Linked DNA regions of Mus musculus: all the other regions are linked to region 1. Evidence: chromatin loops called from intact Hi-C (ENCODE). Cell type or tissue: left cerebral cortex. All regions are shown on one strand.

Evidence for each region. Peaks named below come from ENCODE experiments on the same cell type or tissue, not always from the same donor. Only the 100,000 strongest peaks of a DNase experiment are listed, where the experiment ranks them.
Region 2: a loop joins it to region 1, with 2.2 times the contacts of the local background. A loop is called at or near these places in 3 of 42 quality-filtered maps.
Region 3: a loop joins it to region 1, with 2.7 times the contacts of the local background. A loop is called at or near these places in 5 of 42 quality-filtered maps.

What each region holds. Positions count from the first base shown.
Region 1 is chr2:27,138,261-27,146,260 of GRCm38, reverse strand. Fam163b (family with sequence similarity 163, member B) reads left to right here and starts at 3,784. Exons shown (of 3, transcript NM_175427.4): 1 at 3,784-4,101. It overlaps Dbhos (dopamine beta hydroxylase, opposite strand), which reads left to right. Exons shown (of 7, transcript NR_040524.1): 7 at 1-1,363. In left cerebral cortex, no CTCF peak of the experiment used is centred here; DNase peaks (open chromatin) are centred at 1,084, 3,770 and 3,984; H3K4me3 peaks cover 2,724 bases; H3K27ac peaks cover 1,866 bases.
Region 2 is chr2:27,206,540-27,214,539 of GRCm38, reverse strand. Sardh (sarcosine dehydrogenase) reads left to right here. Exons shown (of 21, transcript NM_138665.2): 17 at 3,436-3,529. Among named protein-coding and RNA genes, the nearest start is that of Sardh, 37 kb to the left of the region's middle. In left cerebral cortex, CTCF peaks have their summits at 2,101 and 4,073 (motif pointing left); DNase peaks (open chromatin) are centred at 2,121 and 4,067; H3K27ac peaks cover 408 bases.
Region 3 is chr2:27,231,652-27,239,651 of GRCm38, reverse strand. It overlaps Sardh (sarcosine dehydrogenase), which reads left to right. Exons shown (of 21, transcript NM_138665.2): 5 at 1-37; 6 at 185-285; 7 at 4,070-4,174; 8 at 5,232-5,361. Among named protein-coding and RNA genes, the nearest start is that of Sardh, 12 kb to the left of the region's middle. In left cerebral cortex, CTCF peaks have their summits at 2,104 (motif pointing right) and 3,745 (motif pointing right); DNase peaks (open chromatin) are centred at 2,118, 3,747 and 7,059; H3K27ac peaks cover 594 bases.

The sequences.
Region 1 (8,000 bases):
GCATAACCAATCCGGGTGTGAGACACGCCCCTCCTAGGCCTATAAAAGCAGCACCAGTTCTGGGCTCGAAGTCTTTTCGCCTCTACAATCAAGCTCTCCCAATAAACGTGTGTAGAAGGATCCTGTTGCAGCGTCGTTCTTCCTGGCCAGTCGAGCGCGCGCAAGACTCAGCAATAGAAACGTTTATACCTGCCAACCAGCCAACACCATCCCTTCCAAAACCTCCTAGGTGTTCTGGGCAGAAAGGGTCCCCACCAACCTTCAGTTCAGTATGTCTGGAGTCTTAAGTTGGCTCCTTCCGGAGGATTCCCCGAAAGAGAATTGGACATTGTTCCTGGCCTTGGCTCTGTAGAAGCCTCTTTCCTTTAGGAGAGCTTTGTTCTTCTGGTCTGCAGAATGACACTCCCAGTCATGAGCAGAAGCTGGGTGGGTGCCCTTCAAGCCAGAGGACCCACTGTCCAGTGGCCAAGCACCTGACAAAGGCAGTTTACAGATGGAAGTGTTTATGTGGGCTCACAATTTGAGGGTCTGTCCCACCCTGGTGGAGACACTTTGTATCTATGGTCAGGAAGTAGAGAGGGATGAACGCTGGTACCCAGCTCATCTCTTCCTCTTATTCAGCCCAGCATTCTGACCCACAGGATGCTATTCTTACACTCAGTGTGCATTTTCTAATCTCAGTTAACCTAATCTACAAACTCTTTCCCAGGCACACTTACAAGTTTGTCTCTTCAGTGATTCTAGGTCTTGCCATTGGGTTAATTGAAGATATTAACCCACTGTGATGTGTAGGTAGATCTGAGTGCACATAATCCCCACCATGGTCACTTTTTTCTCCCACACCCCACCAGAAAGTGTGCTCTGAGCTTGGATATTTGCAAAACACTGGAGAGAAGTTGGTGTCTCTGATGAAGGCTATCAACCCTCATCCCTGAAGTTGCTCATATTCAAAGGTCCCACTTTCATAGCATAAAAGACTGCTCTTACAAAAGCCTCATTTGCCCAGACTGGAAAGCAAGCCTTGCAAACTGCCCTGCACGTTGCTGTGTGTTGGACAGTTTTCAACACCTCCACCATCTGTTGGCTGAGTTACATCCGCTAAACTGTATGTTGTAAAAAGATGGGGACAGGACTGAAGTTGCATGGCAACTGGAAAACCTGCTGAAGAGGAATGGCCAGTCCTGCCTCATAGCCTGCTGCCACCCAGCCTGGAGAACTGAATTCTAGAGGCTAGACTTCTTTTGTTTGTACCAGGACTTGCTGTTTCAGGAAACCTGATGGTATGTGGTTTCTATGAAGTCAGCTCCCTTTTTCTGTTTTTACAAATGAGCTTAAAAAATAAAATCAAGGCATGATTTCATACACAAAAACAAGCTAAGTGGAGACCACTGTACTGTTATCCAAATGAAATCTGCTCTGTGCATTTCTCTGTCGGCTGTGTGGTTTGGGGAAAGTCACATTGACCTTCTGTAATTGTTTTGAAGCTAAGGTAAGGAAGACTGGAGGGATGGCTCAGCAGATAATGCACTTGCGGAAGCACAAGGATCAGAGTCTTGATTCCCAGCACCCACCAAGGGCTGAGATGTGTCTGTAACTCCAGCTTTAGGGGCAAGCAGAAAGGGGAGGAGCCTGGGTACTCGCTAGCTAGCCGGTTTAGCCAAAACAGAAAATTTCAGGAGAGTGACAGAAGAAGACAGCTAACGTTGTTGACCTCAGACCTCTATATGAAAGCACACTGGTACACATGTGTGTACTGCTGTGAGGCATTGAAACCAGTCACAGTTTAAATGAGACAAATACCACTAAATAAAGTCACACCATCGCAAGTGCTGGGGAAGCATCTCTCTGCTCCACACAGGAAGGAGTAATAACTCAGAGCCTAGGGTAAAAGGCCAAGCCACTTCTTGGATGCTTGGCTGCTCAGACCATGGCTACCAGACTTACAGTCTTGGAGCAGACATGGATATGTGACAAAGTGGAAGTGTGGATGAGCTGCTGGCAAAGGCAGGGCTTGATGGTGAGGCCTCTTTTTGAAAATTTCTGGCACACGTTTGACAGCATCTAAGGATCTGAGACAATCACCAAAAGGCAAGTAAGTAGTCCTGATTGAGACTGAGTGGAAAGTCAGGACTGATGGTTGCAGGAGTTGATTGGCTGGCCGGCCTGTGGTTTCCTCTTGGCACTCTCCAGGGCTCTCTGACCTCCCTTATATAGAATCATCTGGAGCCAATTGTCCTATCTCAGACTGGGACATTGGCGAGTGTGGGAGATCTTGGGAGTCATCAAGTCCCAGCTCTGTTCTGTTGCCAAGGACTCTGTCGTTTGTTCTCACCTGCAAGACAGGTTCTGGCTGACTCTCCCTGGCCCTTGCTGAGCTGGCTAAATGAGACAATGTGTGCAAGTGTTTAGCACTGCGTCTGGAATGTGTTGCACACATAACAATTGATGTTTACTGTGAGATAAGAGCCTGCTTCAAGCAGGCTCTGAGTACAGTTAATTAATGAATCAAACACAGCCACCAGTCCCTGGAGAAATGAGGCAGGTGACAATTAATTACCCATCTCAAAAGGAGTAGAGATACTTAAAGGCGGGGTCATCTCTTCCTGGTAGTTAAGTGGGATAAAGGATTGTTCCCAGTTTGTTATAAGGCACACCAAGAATATGGTCATTGCTGAGGAGTTCAGTGAGGACCCTTAAGAAGGAAGGATCAGCAGGGAAGTGGGCAGAGTGAGTGTGTGTGTGTGTGTGTGTGTGTGTGTGTGTGCACGTGTGCATGCTCACGCAGGCGTCTGACTAAAGCACCTGCTTCCTTGGCTCTGTGGCATATCTTGGAATGACTTGCTGGTCTTTCTATGCCCAGCCAGTGGGCAAAGGGGAAGGAAACTCCACCAGCTCCCTAGCCCCTCAATATGGGCTGACATATGTCCTCCCCACAAGGACAGAGCTTCTTACAGAGCATCGTGTCGTTCCTGGCACAATCCAGTACCCATACAGTACCCTTAGTGGTCCAGGGAGTTTTCTCAGAGTGTGGTATATTCTAACTCAAAGCCTCATTCAATACCTACTCCCCTTAGGTTGAGGTCTGCAGCCACAGCCCTCTCCGGAATATCTTCCAGAATGGGGCTTATCTTGGGAACATATTTCTCAAAAGGAAAGGCCAGAAAGTTCTTCATTTCCACTCAAATCTGACTTGCTTTAACTTCCAACCACTGCCCTAATGCTGTACTTGGGGGTAAAGTAGCAGAGATTTGCTTCCTTCCCAATGGCTAGAAACCTGAGTCAGCCAAGGCCTCAGTCACCAACCAGCCCAGTGCAGACTGTACACTACACCAGACTGATCCAGAGAATAAACGGAGCAAAGGCAAACGTTTATCAAGTACTTAGGGTGTGCTATGCCTGTGGACATCTTTGCCTTTCATCTTCAGATCAGCCTTAAAGGCCCTGCTGTCAGTTACCCCAGAAACAAGAAGGACCAGGGACCTGCTCCAAGGTTGTGCTTTCCAGAGTCAGGTAAATCCCATCACCACAGAGACCAAAGCTCAAAGAGAAAGAAACAGGCTGGTGGAGATCCGTGAGAACCCCGCAGGGCGCGCACAACAGTGTGGGTCCCTAGACCTTGCATGTGAGCTCAGCCGCAGGGGGGAGGGAGGTGGGGGGAGGGGGGCGGACGCGGACCAGCGTCAGCACCAGGGACAGTTCCTCGCCTGCTCCCCGCAGCCGCCGCCGACGGCGCGCGCAGGGCTGCAGCGCGCACTCCTCAGCAGGCTAGCGCGCGCGCGCCCTCCCCTCCAGCGCGCGCCCCGCGCCCGGGACTAGGCTGGAGTCGCGCGTGCCGCTCGCAGAGAGGCAGCTGGGTGTCCAGAGCCGTGGCCGCAGCGCGCAGCTGGCAGAGAGTCTCTCCTGGCCACGCACTTGCCTCCTCTGGGGCCTCCAGGAGTCTCTTGGCGCTCACTTTGCCAGCCCGGCCCCAGCAGGCGCCACCGGCCTCGGCCTGGGCTGCATTTGCTGCTACTCGCTGTGCCCCGGACAGAGGGACGCCCGCCCCGTCACGTGTGTCCAAGTCCTCCGCCAGCCGGGGCAGCGTGGTTCCCATGGTTCAAGGTAAGGGCCAAGCGGGTGCGCAGGTCACGGTGTGAGAGCAAGCAACGCAGGCTGGGAAGCCCGGGCTCTGTGCCCACCTCGTCTACAGTACGTACTGCAGCCTGCCCTGGCCACCTTTCATCAGGTGCCCTGACCTATCTACACAGGTGCCTGTACAGCATCACCCATCCAATTGCTTCCCTCCCTCCAAGAGCCTGAGATGGGCAGTGGGGTTCTAGGTGAGAGGCCGAGGAACCCACGGACAGAAGAGAGGTTCTACTTCCCTCCAAGGGTGACTTGCCTGAGGGAAGGGGTATGGGGAGAGAAAGTTTGTCGGAAGAGACTGGAAACCTAGCTCCATTCATCCTTTCTTGCCTGGAGCTGAGATATTTGGTTTCAGGAGGTGAGGCTTGCCTCCCACCAGGTTGCTGCCGAATGCTTGCCCTGGGCTACTGCTGGCATCCATTCTGTCCAGCCTATGTATGAAAGGCTTGAGGGTTCCGTTTGACAGAGGAGGAAACAAAGGCTTAGAAAAGTTGGTTTCTTGTCCAAGGTCACGGTTAACAGGTGGTGGAACCTCTGTCGCTGCTTTCCCACATTGTTGGAAACCTCATCTTAAATAGTGCGGGCAGGAGGGGGCATGCCCGGCAGGCAGCTGTGTTTTTCCAGCCAAACACCAAAATCCGAAAAGCAGGTTCACATTCAGTGTCACACGGGTGCACATTCTCTGCTGATGTGACTCCAGGGCAAGAAACCTAGGTGACAAGTCCCCAGACCTTTCTGCAGGGTCCCTTGTCCCTTCTGGGGAAGCTGGAGTTAAGGGGTCTGCAGAGAGTGCCAGGCTGCTCCCCTGTGGTCTTCTCACCCCTGTGCCAGTCAAAGTCTTGGTAGGGTTCAGGGACAGCTTCCACCTCCCAGAAGTTTATGGTTACAGAAAAGCGCATAGGCCCATCTTCCCACCCTCCTCTTCTTGAGATAGAATTGAGAGTGAAGACTCCATGCCAAGGGTCTTGAAGACTCAAGAATTGACACCTCTGGCCAGTAGAAGGTGGTTGAAACTGTCCATGACACATGGGCTACAGGCTTGCTAAGTACATACAACCTTGTGTGGCTTTGAGAAGTTCTTTTCCCTCCTGAGGCCAGGGGCTCACTTCTGTCTTCTCTCTCTCTCTCTCCATCCCTTTCTTTGGTGGTCATGTGTAGTACATTTGCCTTATGCCATAGAAAAGATGGATAGAGTGGCCTTGTGCTGGAGTCTTTGTCCCTGTCACCTGAGCTCCTGTTGGACTGGTTGGTACTGACCCACTTACCAAGCCCGGAGATGCCTCCTGGAAAGGTCTAGGGTCTGGGAGGAGGTACAACTTCCAAAATGGGTGCCTGGAATACCTGTTGGGGGTGGGGGTCTGTAGAATATCACTGGCTCTCTGGGGCAAGCCAGTGCCACAAGATGTGGGAGCCCAGGATGTGCTGTACCGTCTCTCCTGTAAGTGGGAGATATCCCCAGAGCCTCAGGCCTCTGCTGTGCCAGCACAGGTAACATTGAAAAGGAACTTACAGAGATGGTGGGCACAGACTGAGGAGTCAAGACTTTGCCCAGCTCTGCCCTTCTTCCTGGGTGACCTTGGGTCGGTCCCTGTTCCTTTCTAAATCTCAGATCGAGGAGATGGTCTCACATGCCCTGGGGTTCCTCTCAGCGCCCCCTATTCCCTCCCATCCCATCCTCTAACCATGTAGTCGCCCAGGTTTTTTCCTTTGGCCTGGATCTAAGTGTCTAAGTCTGGTGCTGGTTCTGAATGAGGCTTTACTACTTAGAGACCCGTGCCTGCAGACCCAGCAATCCCATGAGGAAGGATGATAAAGCTCAAAGCAGAAATTTGTCACCTCACAGTCAATTATATTGGATCTAAACTCTCATGGATTGAGTGGAAGGCAGAGTGGCTGCCCAGACTGTCCACTCTGCTCCCACCCCACCACTACCCCCTCTTCCTCTTCATGCCCTAACCTGGGTGGCGGGAAAGTTATGATTTCTATAGTGGGAATGTAGATCCAGGGCCCAGGTTTTTAGGCAGATCCCTCAGCAACATCATCTACAAAAACAGGCGCTTCTGCCTTCCTGTGGCTGTTTGGTGGCACCTGTGCAGGCCTGGCCTGGAGCATCGTGAGGATGTAGTAGGGCAGGAAGGGACCTCCTGTCTACCTTGTTACTATCTTTTCTGTGAGGTCCCTGCAGTCTCTGTCCCTCTGGATTCATCTAGGCTGGAGCTGCAGTACCTGCAAGCTCCTCTCCTTCTCTCCTCCCAAATCTCTCCATTCCCCCCAGGAATAGGGCTCCTGGAAGAGGCTTAAGTTGTTGAAGTCACCCCTGACCCAGTCCTCTGCCTTGTCTCCCTTGCTGGGGGTTTCCCTAGAAGGCCCTGCTAGCCCAAGTCACAGGGATGCTGTGGCCAGAACTCCTAACTAATGGAAAGCTGGGGTGCAGAGCCTGGCATGTGGGCTCCTGATTTACACTCCTAAGATATGACACAGGGACTTTGTTCCTAACTTCCAGGGGTCTTGTGAGGGAGGTGGCTGGAGATGGTCTGGGGGTCAGATCCAGGCTGTAAGCTATGTTCTGTAAGTGGGCTTTATGCAAAAGTCTAAACCTTGGTGGACAGACCTGGCGTTAACACTGTGGGCTTTGATACAGAGACTGACTGGAGAGGAAAGGCAGGGGGACTCAGAAGAGCTTACCATGTCCATTTGGAACAGGACGGTAGGCAGTGAGCAAATGCCACCCGTTTGGGGTGCGGTGGTAGGTTGGAGTAGTTGTGAATGTGTACCAGGACTAAATAAACATCACTGCGACTGGCCTTCATTAGGATCTGGGATGAACTGTGAGTGGGTGAGGAGAAGGGCTTTTTCCTTCAGTACCAAGGTAGCACCCGACTGTACATCCCACCCCAGTGGATGCTGCTGCTTTCTTCTGGGTCCTCCCAGCCCACCCAAAGGGGCATCTGTGGGAGTGGCTCTAACCAGATCAAGCCAGTCCCCTGTGCCTGTGTCTAACTTCCCCAGTAACAGGACTGAGGAGATGGCTTGGTTGGTAAAGTGCTTGCCTTGGGAGCAGGAGGACATGAGTTTGATCTCTAGAACCTATGAGGGGGAGCCAGAACAGCCAGGCATGGTGTGAATGCCTGTAATTCCAGGACTGGAAAGGTAGAGACAGGCAGAGAGCCTGGGGCTTGCTGGCCAGCCACCCAAGTCTGTTGGAAAAGGTCCATGCCAGCAGGAGACAGTATCTCAAATACAAGGTAGATAGAGCCAGAGGAATGACACCAGATGTTCTCTGGTGTGCGCAGGTGCACACGCAAGCACACACACACACACACACACACACACACACACACACACACTCACACATACACCTGAAAGCACTTCTGTAGTGAGTTGGTTGGGATGAGGGCTGTGCTGCTATCTGGGAGTCGTAAGAGGAACAGATAGAGATCTGAGCAGTGGTTGGGGAACAAGCCAGACTCCTAGGGTCACAGCCACATTCACCACCTCCATGGCTGCTAAGGGTGGCAGGGTGGTACAACCTTAGGGACTGTGCTTATGTCTAAAGTGTGTGTTCCTAGTGAGGCTACTTAACCCCTTGTTCCCTGGGTTCTTTATCCATGCTGTATGTTGGTCCAGCTTCCTAGAAGAGTCTTTATACTACCGGGAACCTCCCATGGGGCTCATTTCCTGACCAAATCGGAAGATGGCCTCAGAGCAGACCAGGATGCCTTTGTCAAACAGGCGAAGTGTAGCTGGTCTTAGCTACTTTGTAGGTTCTTCTTCTTCTTCTTTTTTCCCCTTTATTCCCTTCCGCAGCCCGTTTCACACCCTATCACTAGATAGGAGAGAAAGGATAGAGGAGAGAGACAGAGACAGACAGACAC
Region 2 (8,000 bases), 68 kb before region 1:
AGGAAAAAAAATGAACAATGCATTGTGAACAGCCACCAACTAAGTCCAGCCAGTTGTGGAGCTGACCTGGCCTCCACTGCTGATGCTGCTCAGAGACCTGTGGAGGAGAAGGGTGGGGGAAGGGAGAGACGGAGGGGTGGGGAGGTGCTCTGTTGCTGTGATGGAATATCTGTAAAACAGTTAACTAGGGGGTGAAGGGCTTGTTTTTAGTCATAGGATCAAGGGGACAGGGGCAGAGAGAGAGAGAGAGAGTGAGAAGGACAGACAGATTCAAAGGGATAGGGGAAGGATGTGGGGGAGAGGAGAGAAAGAGCAAAAGGGGAAAGAAGAGGGAGAGCAGGAGATCATGTGACAAGGGCTTATGACTTTTCCTTTTGTGTTCTATCTGATGCCCATGCTGCCTACATTCAGAGCTCCAGGGAACACACTTGGATGCTCTCCCTCTGAATCTCCCAATTTCCCTCCAGGCCAAGCAGGGTGATGTACATCCCAAGTGTCTGTGAATGTTCTTTTTCTTACTGATGGAACAGAGGTGGAGACATTTGCCAGGGCCACACCGTTTCTGGGAAGGGAGGCAGAAGGACATGGGAAGCCTCTTGACCTTTCAGGTGTTCTCATATCCTCATCAACACACTAGTCGCCAAGTCAAACCGTCGTGAGGAGCTACACCTTGGTTAACCAGCAGGGCCTGCCATGTGCTGCCCAGAGACGGACCCGTGCTTGGTGCTTGGTGGAGCCCCTGAGCCTAGATGGGAAGTAGAAGAAGGGAGAGACAGGGAAGAAGGGAGTCACTTCTTGGGGGTAGGGGCCCCAGGGGACCAGTATGACAAACTTGGTTGTTTGGTGACATCTCTTCCTCCCTGGGTATCCTGCTGGGACTCTGGCTAGTGTGCTTAGACCCTACCCTGGCACCTTGGGGTTGACCAAACTAGTTACTTCTTGCTGAGTCCAGATCCTGCCCACTGCTCTGAGAGCAGGAGAGGCACCAGGTAAAACAAGTCTTTGCTGAGCCTTCAGGGAGGCCAGGAAGAGGGAGTGGCAGGTGTTGTGGACAGCACTGCAACCGGTGGGGGCACGAAAACCATTTACTCCAGAATTTAGAGGGCTTAGCATCTGGCTGCAGGGGCCAGTGGTGCTGTGGGCATGGCTTTCAATACTCCTCCTGGGTGGGGGGAAGCCCATATGTCAACCTGAAGGAGTGGAGTTCTACCTGCTGCATTAGAGGCCCTTCCTGGCCCAAAGGAGACTCCAGCTTCATTGCATGCTGACCTTGGACAGGAACAGGCTATTTTTAGAGTAAGGGAGGCCAGTGGGTGAAGCGAGATGGAAGGAGTGAGGATACCAGGCAGTCTGATCAAGATGCAGCCCCAGGGAGCAGCTGGGGGCAGCCTCCAGGCTGGCAGCTCCCCACTCTCCAACCTCTTTCTCACCTCTTCCAGAAGGCTCTCTCCTGTTTCCCATATAATTAGTAATGTCACTAGCTCAAATCGAACAGGCCTAGTTCCTAAGCTACGTGGGGAGCACTTAGCACAGCACCTGGGTTCTGGGAGGTACTGTACAGCAGCTGCCGAGCCTTCACTTGGCTCTTGACCCCTCTGTCTGCTGCATTTCTCAAGTTGATGAGCTTCATTCAGTTCATACAGCCTCCTATAGTTGCTGGGGGCAGACAGAGCTATGTGGGATGGCCACAATTGTCACTCAGCATGAGCCCCAGGTGCTAGATACATGGTTTTGTGATTCTATGAGGGTTCTCTAAAGCTCCACTTGGCAGCCACAGCCAAGGCCCAGGAGGTGCTGGGACTGGCCCCTAGGACTCCAGCTGGACTCTTTCCCCAGGCCACCTGTTCTCCAATGAAGGACTATAACCTTGGCAGACCTGGGTGGCTGTCCTCTGGGGCTGACACCCCAGCCTTCGTCACAGTCCTTCAAGCCCCACTTTAGAGGCTGTATGTAGTGGCATCTATGCCTCATGAGGAAGAAAACACAGCTCTGTATTCTGCCAGACTACCTCTCTGCTGTGTGGCTGCCCCCGGGGCTGTGGGAGCCTGGGTTCTAGGAGGTCTGGAGGCAGCAGAGCAGAGCTGAACCTCTAGGGCTAACACCACGTGGGGCTGGGGTTACATAAGGATCTTGGCAGAAGGCAGTGGCTGAGCACCTCAGGCGGGCGTGGGTGGCAGCTCCCAGCTCTGTGGGGTGGGGATTTGGGCTGGCTGCACTTCTGAGCACTTGCTGCAGCCCCCTGGGACCCCTTATGGTTAGAAGTGGGCGTGTCTCCAGGCCTAGGGTACTTGCTCTTCTGCCTGTGTTGAGCCCAGAGGCTTGCAGTTGGCATCACTCGCCAGATAACTGTGTTCAAGCAGTAGGCGGTGTAGGGTCCTATTGCCCTGGCTTAGAGGGCTGGGCACAGCAAAGAGAGAGAAAAATGGCAGACACCTCTGTAGTCACACAGGGACCCCTGGGGAGGGAATCCAGGGGCACTGCCTAGAGGAGGTGACTACTGGATGGGTCAAGAGCTGAAGGGTGACAGAGGGTCAAATATGACAAGGAGCAGGGCTGGAGAATGGAGGGACACAGGAGAGGTGACCTGGGAGGGGGTGTGTGGGCTTGTGGTAGGTGGGCTTGGGGCGTGGGCCTGCAGGATCTTGTCTGTTTCACAGCAGCAGGGCCTGAGCTGGGCTGCAGCAGAGTAGGGAGGTGAGAGAGGGAGACTGGCTGAGGCTGGTGCAGAACAATAGAATGTACCTCAACGGCACAGCTCAGAGTAGCAATGGACATGTGAGGACGGAGCGTGATGTGGTTTAGAAAAACAGTGGACATGACAGTAGGACTCACTGTGATGTGATATGGTTTGAAGAAGATGCGTCCAGTGCTGTAAGGACACCCAGCCATGAGCACTAGGTATGGCCCTGTTCTCTTGTCCACCAGGCTGGGACTCTAATCTCTCTGCCTCCTTGTGACTCCTGTGAGGCTGAGACCCACTGCAGGCAGGACTCTTGGGTTTGGTTGGGGGATGCACCAGGTGATGGTGGTGGTGGCAGTGACAGCAGTGGTGGTGGTAATGGAGGTGGAGGAGCAGTACAGTGTCCTATGCTCCCTGCTGAGTCCTGTCTACTCACCACAGCTTGACCTTTGACTCTGCTATATAAAACAGAGGCACAATTGCCAGTTCCTCGCAGTGACCACCATTGTGACTCAGGTGGGATCCAGGGTGCTTGGTAGTTGAATAACTCTATTTTAGTTGACCATCCTGTAGCGAGAACTCACCTATAGCCCGGCTTCCCTGACAGCCCACAGGAAGGTGGCTTTCTCATATGGTGGCACTTGTAGCCTGTCCCTACCAGGTCGTCTAGATTTATTGTCTTCCTCCCGCTGGTATTGGCTCACTGGCCAGGAACACCTGAGGTTGTGACTCACAGACTCTGTTCTTGTTCACAGCCGTGACATCCTGCAGGATGTGCTTGATGCTGACCTGAGCAACGAGGCCTTCCCCTTCTCCACCCACCAGCTGGTGAGAGCCGCCGGGCACCTGGTAGGTAGCAGTGACCGTCAGCCTCTGGGGGCTGGAGTGTGGTGGCGGCAACTTTTAGCAAAGGTTGGGTGGGCCTGGGAGTCTGGTACTTTCGGGCAAGTCTCTTTATCTCCCTGGGCCTCAACTCCCAAGGTCTGTCAGAGATGCTGGCAGCCAGCCTGACCCAGGAGGGAGCTCAGAGAGGCATGATGGCATCAAGATGCAGTGCCATGTGATTTCCTCCTGGTTTCCTGGCAAGTGACAAAGCCCAGCTCTTCCGCGGTTATGGCTATCATCTTCATCAGGGTCCCCTGGGACTCCGGGGGCTCTCTGGGTGATGCTGGGTAGGGAATCTGGGCCCTAGCTCCTGGCTGGCCCCCGCCATTTCCTGGGCCTCAGACTCCTGGCTGGGGAATACACGTTGTGCTTTCCATCTGGGATTCTCAAGGCTGATGGAGAAGGTGATGATGCCATATACCAAGTATCATTATCCCCTCCCAGGGGGGATTAGAGATCCTGACCTTGGCCCATAGGTCCCGGCAGTGCCCCCTAGTGGTGACTCTGAGAGGTGTGTCCTGGCAAGGCTGGCTTGCCCACGAAGGCCATCCTGGATCATTTATTTTCCGCAGCTTTTGCAGGGGCCCCAGGCCGGGCTGCATGAGTGTTACTTCCCTAGACTGAGTTTAGAGAATCTGGATGTCTTGCCCAGGTTGCCCAAATGACAATGCCCCCCAAAACAAAGATCTGTGCTGGTGACACACATGCCTGCAGCGGGGCAAGGACACTGTTAGGCATGTTCTGTCCTCTCTACTTGGCCATCTCTAGGGTTTTTTTTTTTTTTTTTTTTTTTTGTGGAGAGATGTGGAGGGCTATCAGTTGGAGAATGAGATTCCTGCCCACAAAAGGGCCAGACATCCTGGGACCAGGCTGGAACCTGTCAGCAAATAAACAGAGTGGCGCTGAGTGCTAAGGAGGATGCTGCCAGCGGGAGCGGGTGATAAAGGCCGCCACGTGGGCTGCACTCCACCTCCCCTCTGGAAGCTGCACCAGGGTTCAGGAAGTGGGGTGGGGGTTCTCTGTCTAGCTTGTTTCCTGCCTCATTAATGCAAAGCTGCTTGCTGGGACCAGAGAGGGTAGGTGCTCTGAAAGAGTAGTGGGGTGGGGTCCTAGGACATGGCAGCCTCCAGACCTTCAGACTCTCTAGCTTGGGTTGTTCATGAGGGCATCCTGGTGGCATTTGTGTTGGTATATTCAGCATCCAGAGTCCAGTTTTGATCAGGGCTGGGTTCTGCTGTGTGGAGGAAAGGAAAGCCGTGTCCCGCTTCCACTGTGCCGAGGCTTGGCACAGCCTCAGCCTGTGTGTGGTTTGGATGTTCGTGGAGGGAAGACCAGGTGGGAATATATCCCCTCCTGTCAAGATCAGCATCCTCCCACCACTAGCAGGACCACCGTGGGGTCGGGTGGGGGGAGCAGCGTGGGGTTCCCAACTCCAGCTGCTTCCTCCCATGGGACCCTGTCCTGGCCATGGCTGCCTCCCAGCCCTCCCAGGCTGCCCGGGAATCTTCACCTGGGGCCTGGGAGTTAGGCCAGGGCCCAGGCTGAGCTGACACAGCTCATATTGCCCAGGGTCACGGGCAGGCCAAGCCCCAAAGTAAGTGTCTGGTCTGGGGATCATGTATTCACTGGCTACTCGTGCCTCTGCCAAGCTGACTTATGGTGGCATAAGATACATATGAAATAATGCCCATGGCCTGGCTCACAGTATAGGCCTGCCATCCCAGCTGTGCAGACACCAAGGCAGAAGAACTGAACGTTCAAGATCAGCCTGGTCAACTTAGTAAGAGCCTGCCTCAAAATAACAAGTAAACAGAGAGCTGTGCTGTAGCTCAGTGGTAGAGTGCTTGTCTGGCGTGTGTGAAAGCCCAGGTTCAACTCCAGCGTTATAAAAAACAAGCAGGAGGAAGAAAGAAAGAAAGAAAGAAAGAAAGAAAGAAAGAAAGAAAGAAAGAAAGAAAGAAAGGAGAAAGAAAGGAAAGAAAGAAAGAAAGAAAGGAAAGAGAGAGAGAGAAAGAGAGAGAGAGAGAAAAAGAAAGAAAGAAAGAGCCACAAACACCAGCATTCTGTTTCCAACCATAGCTGTGCAGCAAAGGCTGGGTACCCAGTCCAACTCAGACCTCACTTCCGTAGCACATCCTTGGGACACAACCTTGACCTCACTCGGCCTTGCTTCTTTCAGCTCTGGAATAGGGTTGTGGTCCAGAGCCCATGGCATGATTACATAAAGATGGCCTTCTCCATGTGGCAAAGACACACTGACCAGCACAGGTCACCAAACGCTTGGCTGTGTTGTAAAATATGAGAAAACTCAAGAAAGCTCAGCCATCCATCCCTAGAGGCTGGTGTGTCTACTTCATGACAACATCTGCCTGTTTGTAACTGTGCCAGGCCTGTTCTCTGCACAATGGCCGTGGTCCTCACATCGCTCTGTTCTCTAGTTGTGCTTGTTCTTTGCCCACTCCCCTGCCTTAGTGGTAACCACGTTCAAACATCATGGGGTCCATGTCTTCTCTTGGAAGCAGCCTAGCGGCAGATGTCTTTGTACACGGTGCTATGAGTTTTCTGTCCAGAGAAAGGAACTGGTAAGTGAACCCACTGAGTCAGACAGCCTGCCCTACCCGCTTATTCTTGGCCACACCCCTTTCCAGTGCTGTCCTACATCTGGCAGGAGAGGAGAAGACTGTGCTCTCAAGACCAGGGTTCTTGTCTTGGGGAGACTGATTGTGCAGTGAGCTGGGAAGCCCAGAATCCTGCAGATCCCTGAGGATTACATGCCTAGGAGAACATGGTACATGAGAGAGCATCCAACATGGGACGACTCTGGGTCCTATTTCAACCAGCTGGTCACACAGTGGGGCTATCAGATGGATGGGCCCATGTCTTTGAGGCCAGACATTGGCAATGCCTCGTCAAAGCTGGCTCCCTGGCAGTTTCTGCCAATGTACCTCCTGGTACCGTGTACATATGGCACCAGTGTGGACCATCAGAGTTCTAGTGTTTGGATCTGAACCCTTGGTGTATTCCTATTGTACAGCTGCCCCACCCCCCAGCAGCCCCTCCCCTGGCTCTAGAATGAATTCCAGATGTGTTGGCTAAAAGCACCTGTGGGACTGGGCCAGACCTAGTGATGAGAAGGAAGGTGCAGCCCGCTCTCTGTGAGTGCATCCCCACCCATAGGCTCAAGGGAGCTTGCAGCTGCAGCTCAGGGCAGTGGAGAATGGCTGCCACTGCCCAGGGGATGGACTGAGAGTCCCTGGAAGTGCTCACAGGGAGGATTGGGCCTTTGTTAAGTTTGACGTGGAGATGCCAGTGTCTTGTTGCCCAGCTGCCAGCAACCATGAGCCTGGGGGCCACTTCCCTGAGAAGATGAGCTAGTCTCATAATGTATGGTTCACTATAACACAAGAAAAGTCTGCCGTGGGGTAGATTTGAAACACCCAGAAACACTTGACGCCTGGTCCTGAGCACAGCTAGCTATTCTCGCTTATCCTGCTTCCTCAGAGATCATGGCCACACAGTTGGGAGGATCTCTGAGGACAGGGCTTGCCAGGTCATTGAACAGAGCTCCAGGGACATGCAGGCTAGAGTAGGAGTGGAGGCACAGGCTGCAGCTGAGGTTACGTAAGACTGTGCCCTGCCAGGGACTCCTGTCCCAGTGACCCCACCTTCTCCCAAGGGCCTGAAAGAGGGTTAGGCCAAAGAGAACAAGACTGTTCCGGTGGCGTCCATGCTATGGTTTGGGCTGACCTGGAAAGTTGTCTCTCAGTGTGGCTCAGGACACACACCTCAGTGGCTTAAGCCTCTCCATAACTTAGCCAACAATAAGTGACAGTTTAGCCTCTGGTGGCACTTCAAGCTGTAGAGGCTGGCTGGTCACTGCCCTGACCCCAGAGGTGGGGCACACAGGCAAGTGGGGGAGGGAACAGGGAGCTGGGCAACAGATATGAAAGGGTAGTATATACCAACACTTCTGCGCTACCCTGACCCTCAGAACAGGGAGGTAGATGTTGGCCTGTTGGCCTGGAGTCTTATGCCTGTCTTCTTGGGCCTCAGTTTCCTCGGCAACAGTACAAAGTCTAGACAATGTCAAAAGTGCTTTGTGGTGCGTCACATATATCTGCTCAAATACTGAATCCTCTTGGAATCCAGGGGAAATTTCATATTCTAAGTGATATCTTGTGCTGGCTTAAAACTGTGTTGACAAACTGTCCATCAGCATGTGGAGGCTCTGGGGCCAGAACATGGAGCCAGGCCACGTATTTATAGATCAGTTGGCGTCTAGCCCACCAGCTGCAGGAGAGGAATGTGTGTGTCTGCGTAGTCAGCAAATGCCAGGTCGAGCAGAGACGTGAGCAATGACTTTGGTGAGCGCCAAGTTCCGCAGACCCTGTCCTGTGGACCAAGGCCCAGGACCCTGCTGTGGCTGCCAGGTTCC
Region 3 (8,000 bases), 93 kb before region 1:
GGCTCCATCCAGACACCCTGTGTGGTCAACTGTGCAGGTTGGAACGCTGTTCCCCTGACTCCCACAGCTCAGGTCCTACCCACAAAGGACGCCTTTCTTGGGTGGGAAGTCAGGGTAGGCAGGAATTCTGAGGTGCCCCGTGCCCACTCGGGTGGCAGCTGAGTGTTCTCCATTCTGCCTCCAGGAGTGTGGGCGAGCAAGGTGGGCCGCATGGCTGGAGTGAAGGTCCCGCTGGTGGCCATGCACCATGCTTACGTCGTCACTGAGCGCATCGAGGGGATCCAGGTAAGTGATGGCGCTGGCGAACTCAGGACTTCCCCTAAAACCCGAGTTTGGACACAGTCAAATGGCACAACCCTCAGCTTTAGACTCCACTTCTGGGTGCAATGGGGACCTTCTGGGTGGTGGCAGACGCTGTGAATTTGATGGTGCAGGCTACTTTGGTCACCAGGGCCTGGCTTCTCTTTGAATCTCTAGTCTGGTAATCATGGCTACCAAGCTGGGCCATAGGCATCCAGTTTGGCTTTGTTCAGTGTCCTGGGCCTGAGTTTCAGAGAAATCAAGTGTGCTAAGTCCTGACTTATGACTCTGGTTCCTGGCACACAGCACCTCTGAGAGCCTCTGCTGAGGGAGCCCCAGACCTTGTGTGCCTCCCGCTCTCCCCTCTCTTGGTCTTCTTTCCTATGTTGTTGGCTGGGACTTTTCTGGTGCCTTACCACTGATTCCTCGTTCCCCTCACCAATCATCTGAGCACATCTTCCTCTTCCCTCTTGCCTCCTCCATCAAACCCACTACTTCCCCATCACGCCTTCCACCCTCCTCTCCTCTTCCTACCTTCTTCCCCTCTCTTTTATCCTCCATCATTCTCTTTCCATCCCTCTATCCTTTAAATCTTTATCTTATGTGCACTGGTGTTTTGCTTGCATGCATGTCTGTCTGTGTGAGGATGCTCACACACTTATGAGCTGCCGTGTGGGTGCTGGGACTAGAACCCCGGTCCTGGGAAATCAGTCAGTGCTCTTAACTCTGAGCCGTCTGCAGCCCCCCTTTATTCTTTTTGCCCTCCCATCCTTTTCTCACCATTCATTTCTTTCCTTCTATCCTTCTTGCCACCCTCCCACCTTCCATTCCTCCTCTATGCCTTCTTCCATCTATGCAGCCACTCCCCCATCCCCTTGTTCATCATCCATCTTTCCATCCCTTCTTTATTGCCTTCCATCCACCCACCCATCCATGACCCATCCCTCCTCCCCATTTACCATTCCCTTCCTCTATTCCACCATCATTCACCTACTTGCTAATTCTTTCAATGGGCATCTAATCCTGTCTCCAGCCAGTACTGACTGGAGGGGCTTCATGTTCCAGACCCTGCTCCGGGTGGTGGTGGGGAGAGAGAGACCCCCCACCCCAGTTTTTGCTTGAAGAGAAAAGGGGATCCTGCAGATAAGCAAAGGAGCAACTCCCAAAGGAGCCTCGAAGGGTTCTGGAAGGGAACCCTCCCAGGGTTCAGAGGCCCAGTGTAGGGCAGAGCCTGTCCTAAAGGACCATACAAAGTCACACAACTGACTTCCCTTAGGCCAATCAAATGTGGCTGGGCATGGGCTGCCTAACATCCCTAGCCAAGACTGGAGGACCAGTTGATCTTTTGGTAGCTCCTTGGAGGAGGAGAAGGCCACACCTCAGTGGGGATTTGAGGATGATGGAGGAGGTCACAGAGCATTTGGTTTTGATTTTGATTGACATTTCAGAGATCTAAGCCATAGGTTGTGGGGTGGGGATAGCATGAGAAGCCAGATTGCTCTTGTTTAGGGCCCAGTGATGATAGTCTTAGACAACTGCACACCTCCTCTTGCCCATGCTAGAAGCCTTGTTCCTAGGGCCTGCCTCCCCCACTTTGCATGAACCTGGCTTCCTTTCCGCCTCCAAGATGTGAAGTCTGGACGTTTCACAGTGTGAATGTAGGGGATAGCACAACAAAAACCTGGGTCTGGTCGGCTCCTGTCATTGTTCCTAGAGTAACTCCCCCTGAACACACAGTATGTCCTTACTCACAGAGACACCATGCTGACCCTGTACCAAAGGTCAGAGCTGTGGGGAGAACTTATTCCTCAGGTGGCCACCAGGGGTCACTCTCTGACCATAAAGGGCCCCAGGAGCGCCAGCCTAAGCCTGAGAAGGTGTAAATGGGAGAGGGGGGCAGTGGATGTGTCCTGGGTTGAGGGTAGCCACAGGGTGTCCACTGAGGGGCACCACTCCTCACTCCTAGCTAAAGTCTCCCTCCTGGGAAACATTAGGACAGCCTGCAGGTTCATTTATCTCCCTCCCATGAATCTCAAAATCAGAGCCAAGCTGCAAGGTCCCGGAGTGCCTGTGGGTATGCATATGGATAGGGCTTCGCTGTTTTAAGACTGTGCAGGGTACAGTCTGGAGTAATGAGAGAGTTCTCAGGACCCATCCCTCCATAGAGAAGGCTCTATGAGTTTAGCCCTGCCTAGTGCTGGGGCTAGGCAGGAGGCAGAGCCAGGTCTCAGACTTGCCCACTGCTGTGGTTCCACTCTGTGCTGAGGAGAGTCCTAAGGCTGAGGGCTTTGTATCAGGTGTCTTCTTGCCCATGTTAGCTGAGGAAGCTCCCTGCATGTGCTGTAGGATATTGTCCTCCCATAATATCAGGCTCTGGCTACAGACAAGGGCTCAATCAAGGCTTGGGTGTCCATCTTCTGTGGTAGCTTTGAGAAGCTGCTCTGGTCCTAGCCAGCTCTGCTCTGACCTTCTTGTGGCCATGGGCCCGTCCCATTCAAGACATGGTTTGCCCGTTTCTTCATTTTCATCTTCCTCCCATCTGCTTCTGCCGAGTGATGGTTACCCCATGCAGATGCCAAGCCCAGGGCCGAGCCCAGGCTGTGGATTAGAAGTCCACATCTTCCCACTTAGCCTAGGAGGGTGCAGTCATTGTTCTAAGCCTCCAGGTTCCCTTTTCTTCCTTTAACATTTTTATAGCATTCATGCATTTGTGTGTGTGTGTGTGTGTGTGTGTGTGTGCATCTCTGGAGGTCAAAGAATAAGTTATGAGGTTGGTCCTTCTACCATGTGGGTACCTGAGATCAGACATGGGGTTATCAGTCTCAGTGGCAAGCTCCTTTACCCAGTGAGCCATCTCGCTGGGCCAGCTTTCTTTTCCTCTCCCACTCCTTTTCTTATTTGTGCTCAGCCTCACCGTCTGGGTCTCATGTAGCTCAGGCTACTCTTGGGCTAATTTTGTAGTCAAGGATGACCTGGAATCCCTGATCGTCTAGCACCACGACGCCCAGTCCATGCAGTGCTGGAGACAGAACTTGCTGAGGATTTCAAACGTGCTGGCAAGCAGTCTACCAACGGAGCCACAGCCTCAGCGCTGCTTCCTTTTCTGCAGCATGGGTAGTAATTGTGTATGGGGCTGTGCTGAAGCAGAGCAAGGTGATGTGGTGAGCAAATACTAGCCTCTAGCAGGAGCTCATGGGGGTAGCGATGATGATGTCCAGCAATCAGGCTGACTTCCAGGAGGAAGCAGTCAGCAGGGTTTGAAGCAGCTGGGGAAGATTTGGGGACAGAATTGGAGTGGAGCCATATTGTCCACCCGAGTAGGGTGGACTCCTGTATGGAGAGAGCAGTGGAGTTGCTGGGCAGACACATGTGTGCTGAACCTAGGAGAGGCAGTACTGAGGGGGAGGGACATCCTGCCGAGACAGGAGCATGGGCTTCCTGGCCACCAGGGGTCTCCACAATCCTGTGCTATTTTGCTCTGGGATTCCTTTATCTTTGGAGTATTAGTGCTGCTGGTCTTGGAAGGGCTGACTGTTATTATTTTAAAACAGTATTTAGTTATCGAAAATATGGCAGTGCTTCTGAAAGCAGTCCTGAACTCAGGCACTGTGAGCAGGGCCTCTTCGACGTGTTCCTGTCTGTCTCTTTCTGCTCATCTCCAGTGTAGGCGAAGGTGCCACAGTCCACCCAGAGCTGGGCCTTCCCCAGTGCATAGGGACCAGTCCTAAAGGCTGCTTGAAGCTTGTGGTCTCTCTGCTTTGCCTTCCAGAACATGCCCAATGTCCGGGATCACGATGCTTCTGTCTACCTCCGACTGCAGGGGGATGCCTTGTCTGTGGGTGGCTATGAGGCCAACCCTATCTTTTGGGAGGAGGTAAGACACCCCCCTCAAGGGTCCCATGGTGGAAAGGCAGAGGTGCCTTGGCCTCACCCAACTTGAGTGCTTCTGAGAGCTAGCACTCAGCTATACCAGAAGCCAGGGTGGGATGGTCTCCCACCTTAGCATGAGACAAAGCCGGGACTCTAGAAGAACTGAGAAATGACCTAGCCCTTTGTTGGCCAGCAGCAATGATGGACCTTCTGAGGCCCCCCCCCTGCCCCTCTGTCCCTCTCCATGGCCACAGTGGGGCCTCAGGACTGGAGGACAATCCAGATGTCCACAAACAGACTGACTAGACGGCGATTCTGGGCCAAATGCCACTTTAGTTCTGGGAAGGGTGGGGGACACTAAGATAATGGCCCCTGCCCCAAACTGTCTGGAGGTAAGGAGTCAAACAAAAGTTCACAGGGTTGAGTAGCGCAATGTGGGTGGTGACTGCACCCCAAGTCTAGTTAGTAGGTCCTAGATCGTCAAAGAGGTCGGGCTGAAGGCACAGGAGGGCTGGATGGCCAGTTGCTAAGGTTGTAGTGGCCTAGGAGTAGCTCCAGCTTGCCCCTGACATAGGATCCCCTCACCCCCTTTAGGCAGGGTCTCTCTATGAAGCTCTAACTGTCTCAGAACTCACTATGTAGACCAGGCTGACCTTAAACTCCCAGTGCCTCCCACCTGCCTTTCTTAAAATCAGAAGGGTTGCCAAAAGACCGAGCACAGGGGAGTGGTTGGGAGGGCAAGCACACGGAGGGTTTTGAGCAGTTGTGGTAGGTAACTGGGAGCTATTGGAGGCTCTACGGAAGGGTGGGCACTGTATGGTTTGAGAGAATGTGTTAAAGGCAAGAAGCTGGAGTCCAGATGGAGACCACAGAAACAGTCCAGGAAAACTAGATGGGGGATGGGCCCAGGAAGGATTGTGAGCCCACAGGTAAATCCCACTCTGTCTCATCTGATCTGCTTCCCTCCCTGGCTGGGGGCTGGAGCTGTGTCATAGGTGGGCCTGGAAGGATCAGTGCTTTTCTCCTGGCTGATTGACAGATTCTCTGTGCTTCCTTTGTAGGTGTCAGACAAATTTGCCTTTGGCCTCTTTGACCTGGACTGGGATGTGTTCACCCAGCACATTGAAGGCGCCATTAACCGTGTCCCTGTGTTGGAGAAGACGGGGATCAAGTCCACTGTCTGTGGTCCTGGTGAGTGGGGAGACTGAGCCTGGAGCAGAGGCATTCTTTAGCCAGCCTGGATGCCAGCGCCTTCCTGAGAGGGACCTGTCTCACGTTCTCTGGGTTTAGCTAGGTGGCTCTTAATTTTCCTCTCTAGAAGAAAACCCAACCTAGCAAGGGCAGCCATGTAAACCTGGGCATGAAGCCCGTCACACTCCGTCCTCCACAATGAGACTCTAGATCCCATTCGTCCCCAGAACATGGGGTTTTTGTCTGTAAAATGGGAATGTGGGATCCTGTCACCATGTGAGACAGAATAAAGACAGGAATAAGGACTCTGTCTCTAGCAAAGTGGTCACCTGGTAAAGCTCCAACTCTGCCCCCACCCCAATTGTCATTTCCCTGGCCAGGGTCCCCAGCCACTGCTCTTGGGTAGCCAGAACTCTGTAGGGTTAGAGGTAAGCTGGGCATCGAGAGATACCTGGCCAGGGGGTTCCTCTGTGGTCTCCAGGAGGCTGAGAAGAAGGTGAGTTTAGCTCTCAGACCTTTCTCTTTAGCTTATTTACAGAGTAGCCACTGTTTACAGGGCACCCCAGGCTCCATCCCACAGTGAGGATCCTAGAAAGGAGGCAATGCTGGAAAGTAGTTCATCAGACCCTGCGCCTGATAATATAGTGTGAGTTTCAGGCAGTCACACACCCTTGGGATGAGTGTGGTGCAACGGCCCAGCAGCTCCACACGCCTAGGGCCTGTGTACTTTTTCTTGCTAAAGTCAATCCTTTTCTTGGGCAAGGGGTCCCAGCCTGGCAGGGGAGACACAGGTATGCCTAGAAGAAGGAACCTGTCTTAGTTATTTTACATATTACTGTGGCAAAATGCCCCAAAAGGGCAACTTAAGGTCAAGGATACAGTCCATCATGGCAGAGAAGCCCTGGACTGAGAGCTTGAGGCGGAGCTTCAGGTTGTATCACAGTCAGGAAGCAGAGAGATGGGTGATGGAGCTCAGTCTAGGACCCCTGCCCAGGGGATGGGGCTGTCCCCGTTTACCCTGTCATGGGCATGCCTTGGAGATAACCTAATGGAGATAAGTACTCTCGGTTGAGAGGCTAGCCGCCTGGGTAATTCTAGATCCTGCCAAGGTGAGGAGAAGCAGTATCAGCCATCACAGCGCCAGTCGGTGCTGGCTTGAGGTGGAAACTACACATGGCCAGGTAGAAATGTGGCCTCAGAAGAGTCTCAGTGGTGTGTGTCCTCCCTTTAATGGGGAGAACTTGAAAGCCAAGCTCAGAAAGATGCGGGATAGCCCAAAGGGTTAGGCTGAGCAGTCCTGGGAACCCCTGGACACCACAGTGTGTGACCTGGGAGGTAGAGACAGGACACTGCTCAGCAGAGGGAGCACGGGACTGAGAAGTCACAGGCCGTGCCAAGCTGGTAGCAAAGGTTTATGGATGAAAGGGGAATCAGGAGGCTAAGGGACTTTTATGGGGCAAAGTGGCCAGTCCACCTCGGGAGAGACAAAGGGTCCTAGATGGAGGGTGGTGTGGCCTTCTGGCGAGTCCAGCCCTCACTGTCTAGGCATGTTTGGAGACTACAGAGCAGCCAGCTCAGTCTGTAATACCGGGTGCAGTCCCAGGGAGACCAGATGGAATCAGTAGCTAGCCTCCACGAGCAGGCTAAGAGCACGCCTTATCTGGGATGTGGGCGAGGGCTGTGACTCATGTCCCTGCTCAGCCAGAGAGGGACCGATGGTGAGAAAAACAGGAAGAATCCCAGGGGGCATGAATGTCCCCAGCGGCTCTCTTTGTCTAATTAGCCTGGAAACTGTCACTCCCCCATGGGGCCCTATTTTGGGGAAGTGTGCTTGCAGAGACAACTTGAGTCTGGTCTCTTAACAGTGACTGTAGGTTTAGGGGTGGGGGTGGGTAGCTCTTCTCCTTGCCAGACAGCTCAGAGTCTTGGGCCTCTGGGTTTTAGAGATGTCCCAGTCCCAGACTCTGGGGAGGTTTAGGGCAGATAGAGCTCACTGGCTTAGGCTGAGAATTCAGAGCCAAGGTGCAAGAGAGCTTCTGGGAGTTTCTCAGACTTGCCTATGTCAAAAATCTAAAGGACTCTATACCCCACACTTGCCCCCAGCTCCCACAAATCTGCTCGGGATGCCACGGGACATGTGCAGGGCTGAACCTCGAGAGAAATGCCGAGCTCATTCTTGGCCAGTGCGTATAGTGTGGCAGCTCAGGAGACCCTCTGATTTGGCCTTTCACAGCCTGTATAAGGACCATTTCTTGTTGTCTAATATGATTGATGTCCAGCATTGGCCTTACATGTCTTTGAACTGAGATCCAGGGATGGGCCTTCCTGCGAAGTCTATCTCCACAGGAACGAGGGCTTGGTCCCTTGGTCCCTGCAACTTCCTACTATTTGAAAGCCTCTTTCCTCTCAGTCTGTCCGGTTACCCTCAGCTCAGACGCTCTGCCCATCAGCAGCTGAGGCTCTGAGCACCCTTTGAGGAGCAGGATAGGTGTGTTAGTTTTCTACCTGCAGGTGCTAAGGACCTGGCATTGGATCCGTGCACCTTTGCTGACTGACTGGAGACAGCTGAGCCCAGCCAGACAGCTTTCTCTTCTGTGATAAAGCATTGGGCAGTAACAGTTCATAGCATACAGGATTGT